Linked DNA regions of Homo sapiens: region 2 is linked to region 1. Evidence: read pairs that join two places in POLR2A ChIA-PET (ENCODE). Cell type or tissue: MCF 10A. All regions are shown on one strand. Links, peaks and the distances in the headings refer to the core of each region. The heading gives the core; the rest is flanking DNA. Region 1 has its middle 88 kb from the start of MIR4719. Region 2 has its middle 42 kb from the start of MIR4719.

The links. ChIA-PET counts read pairs that join two places held together with the same protein. Peaks named below come from ENCODE experiments on the same cell type or tissue, not always from the same donor. Only the 100,000 strongest peaks of a DNase experiment are listed, where the experiment ranks them.
Region 2: POLR2A ChIA-PET joins it to region 1 with 7 read pairs; 1 of 35 experiments calls an interaction of 5 or more read pairs at or near these places.

The regions. Positions count from the first base shown.
Region 1 is chr16:76,778,561-76,782,973 of GRCh38, forward strand. No RefSeq gene overlaps it. Among named protein-coding and RNA genes, the nearest start is that of MIR4719, 88 kb to the right of the region's middle. In MCF 10A, for the core only: no CTCF peak of the experiment used is centred there; a DNase peak (open chromatin) is centred at 2,181.
Region 2 is chr16:76,909,216-76,913,628 of GRCh38, forward strand. It overlaps the pseudogene LOC100128497. Among named protein-coding and RNA genes, the nearest start is that of MIR4719, 42 kb to the left of the region's middle. In MCF 10A, for the core only: no CTCF peak of the experiment used is centred there; a DNase peak (open chromatin) is centred at 1,896.

The sequences.
Region 1 (4,413 bases), core at 232-4,231:
TGCAGGTAGGAAAACAGAAGACTTAGAGAAAATGGAGATATGTAGTCTAGACCACTCTCCATTTCGTTCTTTAAAATGTTATCATTTACATGCCTGGTTTCTTTGATTCAAGCCTATTTGTCAAGGGCCACTGTGAGTCATCTTGGCTAATTTTGTGGCACCCACAGAATCTTTAGACTTCAATATGGTTGATATTTGTTTATTTAATATGAATTTATGGTCAATAATGATTACCTTTGCTCATAGGAAACATATGGGAGGTGGCCCCAATTATCATTTCATTCATTAGTTTTTTTGAAATATTTAACCAGGTCTGTTAACAATAGTTATTTTCTCCTCTACTGGGGTTTCCCAAGCCACTGAAAAAAAACTGTTACAGTGTGGTAAAATCTCGGTGTTTCTTCTACTCATGTCTGCTTACTTAGAATTCATCATGAGCTGGCATTAATTTTTTGAACTTCAGATTTAACTGGTAATTTTATTTATTAATTTAACTTAAAGTTCTGGGATACCTGTGCAGGAAGTGCAGGTTTGTTACATAGGTAAACGTGTGCCATGATGGTTTGCTGCACCTATCAACCCATCACCTAGGTATTAAGCCCCACGTGCATTAGCTATTTATCTTTAAATGATGGAATTAACTTTAGAAAATCTAGATGAATTTCAGTACATTGGAAAGAAAATATGTATGATTCACTGTCTCAAATTCAGACTATGTTCTCTGGCAGTAGTCAGTAGTATATTTTCATTTTTTAATATAAAAAGCCATCTCAAAAAATATTTTATCAAAAGTATCTCCTCCAAAAAATAATCCACCATACCCCAGAGTCTACCATCTTATCTCCTGTTGTGTTACACACTACTTCCAGATTCAGGGTTTCTTCAACTTGATTTTAGGAAGGTTGTTTTCACAGATCATGCATTCAAGTGATATCTTGAGCATTACTTGAAGTACATGACCCATCCATATACTAGGTTCATCCTTTAAGTCTATAGAGCTCACTAATATAGATCAGATACCTATACACTAGAATCCATGAACAGATGTAAATAAAACAGTTTTTTAAATATTTTTCTATTAATGCCTCCTAAGCATTTTCTGGATAATGAAGTCTATAATAAAAACAATCATTAGAAATTTATTTAAAAGAATATCTTTATAAATATGGCAGGAGGAAGATATTTATTTGAAGTCAGCAATCATTCTTACCAAACATTTCATTTAATTGAACACACTTTAAGAGCCAAACACAGAGATAAATACTAATTTTTCTTCTCAGCTATAAAATATTAAGACAGAAATGATGTAAAAGCTAACTTAAAAGTTTGCTGCAGATTATGTAGTTCAGGTCTCTAGTATTATTTTGGAGAATACATTTTTTCAGATATAATTAAAAATGCACAATGATTGAGATATAATTAGAAGTGATAATAAAACAAACCAGCAAATGTCATTTCTCCAGAAGCATATCATGGTAACGTGATCTAGAGAGTTCAGCTGATGGATAGATAGGCTGGTCTTAGTTTTTTTCTTCTATGGAAGAACAGAGAAGACTGTGCCTGGCTAAAGAAATATTGTTTAAATTTTTACATATTTTCTTTCTCTCTTTCATAGTACTGGATTCCCTAATATTCTTGTACCAGTTCAAATCCTTACAAAGCACTTTAAAATATTTGATATTCATAGTATAGCATTAATCTACAAAAATACATCAACGTGCCCATTGATACATTCATGTTTTTCTTGTTTGCTCTTTGTGATCACTTATAAATAGAACTTCATCATAAAATTATTGCCATACTATGCGTTCATCTATGTTAGAAATAGTTCATTTCAGTCACCCCATGTTCTTGGTCATAAAATGGAAGGATGGAAATATTGCCGATATAATACAGCTGAACCCATAATGGAGTCATGATGAAGATGTTAGTTACTTTACTATAATAACATGAGTTTATATGTATTTTCTAATTATTCTACACTTTTCCATTTTTACCAGATATATGATTGTATAGTTAATACTATATAATTTTTGATTGAGTGATTTTATCATCAAAGTATGCAAGGCTTTATTTATGGGCCTACTCAGATCTGTTCAGCTGGCCTGGCCTTGTCTTTTTATTTGTTTTGCAGCCAGAAGGGCCCAGGAACTATTTGTACAATTCTTGTGTTCTTAAATATGATCACATCCTAAACCACAGGTTGTGTAACCTTCCCCAGAGGCAAAGCCTGGACCCTGCCACAGCCTGCATTCTGTCCAACATCTCTCTCATGTTTTTCAACTTTCCAGACCTCTATGCTATATCTTCAGAATATCTTCAAATATTTTAACCTGTGTCAAATCTTTTTTTCTTTTTTCAACTCATCCATTTAGTTTCTAATTTCTGTGATATATTTCAAATACATTGTTCACTTCTAAGAAGTTCAATTTTTACCAAATATGCCTTATTTTAAGAAAACCATGATTTCCTAGAACTTATAATATACATTTATAACTAATCTAAGTACACCTTCAAATAACACTATACTGCTTCATGGGTAGTGGAGATAACATACAAAAGATGATTCTCAATTCTGCCCTCCCATCCCCTTTAACGTTGTTGTCATTCATTTCACTTATCCATATTAATCTATGAGATCAGTTAAGAATAAGATAAAATTTTATACTGCCTTCATGAATTCTTTCTCTATTGCTCTTCTTTTATTCACGTAGGCCTGAGTTTCTTCCTCCCCTGAAAAATTTCTTTTAATGTTATTTTGCATGGTAGTTCTGCTGGCAATGCATTCTCTTGATTTTAGTTTGTCTGAGAAAGTCTTTATTTCTCATTCACTCTTAAAGGATAATTTTGTTGGATATAAAATTCTAGGTTGGTGTATTTTGTTGTTTTTCCTTTGAACACTAAACATACTCAACTCTACTTTCTTCTTGCTTGCATGGTTTCTGATGAAAAGTCCACTCTAATTATTGTCCTTGTTCCACTGGAAGTAAGGCAATTTCTTCCTGACCATAGCTGCTTTTAGGATTTAATTTTTGTTTTGTGGTTTGCTGCAGTATGAATGTAGTATACCTAGGTTTAGATTTTTGGTATGTATCCGGCTCAGTCTTCTTGAGCTTCCTGGATCTTGGTTCAGTGTCTTAATTCCATTTGGAAATGTCTCAGCTATTATTACATCAAGTATTTCTTCTGTTCTAGTCTCTATTTCTGCTTCTGATGTTCCAGTCACTCATATATTACCCTCTTTGAAACTGTCCCACAGTTCTTGGATATTCTATTATAAGCATTTTTCCCATTTTTTCCTCCTTTTGCTTATTAGTTTAATATGTTTATATTGACAAATCTTCAAGCTCATTGATTCTTTTCTTGGCCATGCCTAGTCAAGTGAGGAGCCCATCAAAGTCATTTTTTATTTCCCTTACAGTGCTTTTATATTCTAGTATTTCCCTTTGATTCCTTCTTAGAGTTTCCATCTCTCTGTTTACATTATTCATCTATTCTTGCATATTGTATATTTTTCCATTAGTGTCCCATTTATAGTTCTAGAGATATCTCTTCCAGGTAACCTGGTCTTGTTGTAATTCTCTGTATTTGCTTTTATCTTGAGATTTTGAGGTGACTTTATCCTGCCACCTCAGTTCTCTCAAGTGTGCAACTCAGTTTTTTCATGTGTTTTCTTGTTGTAAAGACACAAGTAACAATTTCTGAGCTTCTTACGTTAGATTTATAAACATAACCTACTCTGCTGTATTTTTCTGATGTTTTGTTCTTCTGTCATGTTTTGATACACCTTTTAACATTCATAAATATTTTACTTCCAATAATTCCGTAATCTATAGTTCTTAGGTTCTAATGCTGTTGGTAGGTTTTCTGGAAACTTTTGCTAATGTGTCTTTTTTCCTTATGTGTCTTATAATTCTGAACTATAAGCCCATCCTTGGTGGGTCTATCTCGGAAAATCAACATCTTGGATTGATGAAGTATCTCTTCTTTTGCAAATATGTTATTACCTTTGCAAGGCAGCAGGTGCAGTATCAACCGTAGACAACTTTAAATTTATTTATCAGTCTGCGTTTTTCCTAATTATAATAGTAGTGTGAATTCAAACCCGTAAAGCATATGAGGGCATGCCTGTGCTTATAAATATTTAGGAGATTTCTTTTTCTAGCTTTAGCACAACCTGAACTATGCAGATTCCCTTGTTTGCTCCTAAAATGCAAGGGTAATATTAGAAATATCTACTAGGATGTCTCCAAGCATTTCAAATTCAACATGGCTAAATGTGAACTCTGTAACTTTTCCCTAAAGCCAACTTTTATTATAGCATTTCAGGTGTCAGGGATTATCAGTGCTACAACATTTCAGAGAAGAAAGACGCAATTTTAGGAAAAAATTTATGGAGGTTATGGGACTAAA
Region 2 (4,413 bases), core at 73-4,072, 130 kb after region 1:
AAATACTTAAACATAATTTGGGCTCTCCAGAGAGAGGAGCTATATTTTAAGCTAAAAGAAAATAGCTCTTGGTGAATAGCTTAAAAAGTTAGTTTGTACTTTATTTATTAAACATTTTAAGCCGTTATTGAGAATCTTTTCTAGGTATAGAAATCTTTTCTAACACACAGAAAATTATTTATTATTCTACATGTTAGGGATTGCATGAGCTATCTATTGATGTTTTCTAAAAAATTCCCCCAAATTAGCAGCTTAAAACATTACAAATTAACACAGTTTATAAAAATCAAGAATCCAGTAGCAGTTTAGCTGTTTAGCTGGGTTGTTCTAGTTCTGGCTCTCCCATGAGGTTGCCATCAAGGTGGTGGCCAGAACTGTGGTCATCTGAAGCCTCGATTAGGGTTTGGGGATCTGCTACCAAGGTCATTCATATGGCTTAGCTGGAGTCCTCAGTTCCTCACTATGTAGACCCTACTTATAGGGCTACCCATGTCATGGTAGCTGACTCTCCCCTGAGCAAGTGATCCAGGAGAGAACAAGCAAACAACCAAGATAGAAGGTGCAATGTTTTGTAACTTAATATCAGAAGTGACATACCAGCTGGGCTCGGTGGCTCACACCTATAATCCCAGCACTTTGAGAGGCCGAGGTGGGCAGATCATGAGGTCAGGAGATCGAGGCCATCCTGGCTAACACGGTGAAACCCCATCTGTACTAAAAATACAAAAAATTAGCCGGGCGTGGTGGCGGGTTCCTGTGGTCCCAGCTACTCAGGAGGCTGAGGCAGGAGAATGGCGTGAACCCGGGAGGTGGAGCTTGCAGTGAGCGGAGATCGCACCACTGCACTCCAGCCTGGGTGACAGAGCGAGACTCTGCCTCACAAAAATAATAATAAATAATAAATAGCGAACTACTGTGTGAACAACTACTGCGTGAAGATATGTTAGAACACTCCTGGAAGAACTCAGAAACAAAGAGCCTGAGGGATAGGAAGACATGAAGGAAAAATGGTTAAAAAATAAATAAAACATTTTGAAAGGAGGGCAAACAAATAACTGGAAACATGCTTTTGATGAAAACTCTTATTTATCCACAATATTGACCCATCTTGCATGCCTTTCGCCTCAGTACTCTAGTAAATGCTTTACCTAATTTGAGACATTTCATGGTACAGCTCTTCATATCAACATTCTTGACACATATATGTTGCGCTATATTCATAATATTTTGTTTCTACTTATTTCGTCTTCTTTTCAAAGTATAGAGCTCCAAATTAGAAACCCATTCCATCTCTGCTACATTATCAATTCCTGAATCCTGCTTCTCATACGATTTTATCATCGAGCATGTAATACATTATATCATGATACATTAATAAGTCCAGGATTTATTTTCTAATCCATTGATGTTCAACATAATCATGTTAAAAAATTAAACATGAATCGAGATCTAAACCTGTTTCCACTCCTTAATCTTAGTCCATATCATTTCATAGTCATCACCACATTCTTCAGCATGTCAGTCCTGTCACAATACTTACTTTTCCATGGTCTGAAATCATATTTTTTCAGGATAAAAGGAAATATCTATTTGTTTGTACTAAATAATATAATATTTTATTCAATAATTTGTATTGAATAATGGAAAAATACTAATTAGTGATGAAGAAATATAATTTCCATACCCATCCATGTTTTGTATAAATTTCAAAAACCTTACTATAAATTACAAGGCTCTACATAATCCAAATGACATTCTCCAACTGCAGTTCTCCCTCTCTCTCAGCACACTGGCCCTTGTCCATATTTAGGCTAAGCTTTGGTTATCTCCAGATTTATGCTCATGGTATTTCCTTGCCCTAGAATGATATTGCCCAATTTTCACATGGTGGTTTAGTCATCTCACTGAGTCCTAGTTTAAATACCAACCCACTTGGGGGAATTTCCAGGACCACACTTTCTGAATAGAAGCGCGGTTTATGACTGTAATCCAGCACTTTGGAAGGCTGAGTCGGGAGAATTGCTGGAGGACAGAAGTTTGACCCCAGCCCCTGACCAAGATAGCTAGACCCCATCTCTACAAAAAAGAAAAAGTAGCCAGGCCTGTTGGTGCATGCCTGTGGTCCCAGCTACGTGGGAGGCTGAGGTGGGAGGATCGCTTGAGCTTGGGAGCTCAAGGCTGCAGTGAGCTGTGCTTGCAACACTGCACTGCAGCCTGAGAGACAGAGCAAGACCCTATCAAAAAAACCTCATCAAATATAATTGTACTGTAATATAAATTTTAAATTTGTATTTATTTACTTGTTTATTAACTGACTGCTAGATTTAATTTTGAGCTCAGGGCAGTGGTTATATGTACTTTATTCACTTACTTGTTACCAGAAAAATACAGTGCCTAGAACATGAAAGGCATTCAGAAATATTTTTGAATAAATGAATTCATAAACATCTCATTAATCAAAACCAGTTTTTTACTAAAATCCTTTATAAAATTTCACTCTCCATTCTTACTTTTCCTGAGCAAACATTTAATTTTTATGGAATTTTTGTGTCATCATTCACCCAAATGATCAGCCTGTGCAAAGCACATTTTAGGGAATGAAGTCAAAGCCTTTCCCAGGATGGGACTCATCACATTTGCTTTCAGTGGACATGCAGGGGAAAAACATGTCATCGTGTTATCATCAGGTCTCATACGGCAAATAGCCGCCACATGAAATAAGGCAATTTCCTGAAACTGAAATGCAAAAGAGCACTAAGAAAATGTCTCTTTTAAAGAAATCAGAGTGAAACTGCCAGGTAAACATCTATCTCCATAGACAACTACATGCTGGAGATACTTCTTGTTTTTATTAAATCATATAGGAAAGGCTGTAAAGAATTGCAAGTAGGCTAAAAAGTTGCATAGCTATACAGGAAAAGTGATTAGACGGAAAAAGTGGTCTTGTTTTTCTCTCCTCTCATTTTCACTGTTCACCTTTTTCCGCTTTCCTTTCGTGTGCACTGAGCACAGAATCTCTTCTTACTATTGTCTTCGGTGGATTATGTTTGTGATGATTGCTTGCCTGCACACACATAGCCATTCTTGTGCATTTATAGGAAAAACTAGTGAACTGTGATTATTCTTTTCTTTCTCTCAGGACATTGTAAACTGCTAGGAGAAGCTGAGTGAATATTATCAAATGCCTTAACAAGTAAGTGTGACAATTCTGATTATATAGTCAAAATGCTATTTGAAGCTATTTTATATAATATTCTTCTAAATATAGGAAAGAAATTCAGGTATTCTGGCATCAATAGTCCATAAAAACAGATTCTGGAAAAATAAATAAGTTGATTTGATTCTAGGTCTGACAAACTTAGTTTCAGCCTAAGAATTCTGTTGGTTTTCTTCAGAGAAAAGCAGGAATCAGACTAGATATAACAAGTGATTACACTTATTATGTTTCATAGGTTTAGAGATTGAGCTTTAAATAGTAGATACCCATGGATAAGAATGAGAAAAAATGATAGCATGTAAATACCTAGAAGAACTTTTTATTTTAATCTTATACAAATATATAATACTGGGAAAAAAGTTGGACATAAACGCAGTTGTAAAAAGGACAGTGTATCTAAGAGAACTGTGGTAATTCAAACATTTATTTTGAATCTTAACAACATTGGTTTGTATTTATGCCATACTTGTGTTTAAAAGTAACATTGACATGTTCCTTTATATTATTGATAGACACATTTCTTTATTCCTGTGATGATACAGGGAACTAAATAATCTGGTTTGCTCAAATTGAGCATATTACCAGATCAATTATGCAATCCTCATGTTACAAATGTATGCATCTTGCATTCACTATTTACATAAGCAGGCCCAGGTAGACATACCTATCACACTGATGGTCTCAGATTTTCTTTAATTCTGGCACATGGAATAAGATGGGTAAATACAGTTTTAGACAACCCTACAAGTCACAGTCTGAATGTGATTTATGGGATGTGAATTGCTCTCCTGGAGTGACTAATGCGAAGAGCCAAAGGAATCCAAATTCTCCTCCAGGGGTTTGACTGAAATGCTGGCTCACAGATTCATCTTTTGCTGTTGACCTGATTGATTCCCATGTGTGATGTTTACCCAAGTGGTCTTCAGGGAAGTTTTTAGGGATTTTCTATTGGATGTTTCAAGCTTACATTTTCCTAAACAAGAAAAACAAAAATGTCATCTCTTTCCCCACTGTTGATTGTAAGTATAATTCCTAATTTTGGTGACTTGGTATTCTCCAAAGAAAGTACCCTGGTTCTCATCGTAGCATTACACTGTGGGAAAAACACCAGGTCTGAAGTCAGTAGACTAGAATTCCTATTTTAGCCCCCAACCAGGGTTTCTGTCCGTGGACAAGTCACCTCACTTCTCTAGGTT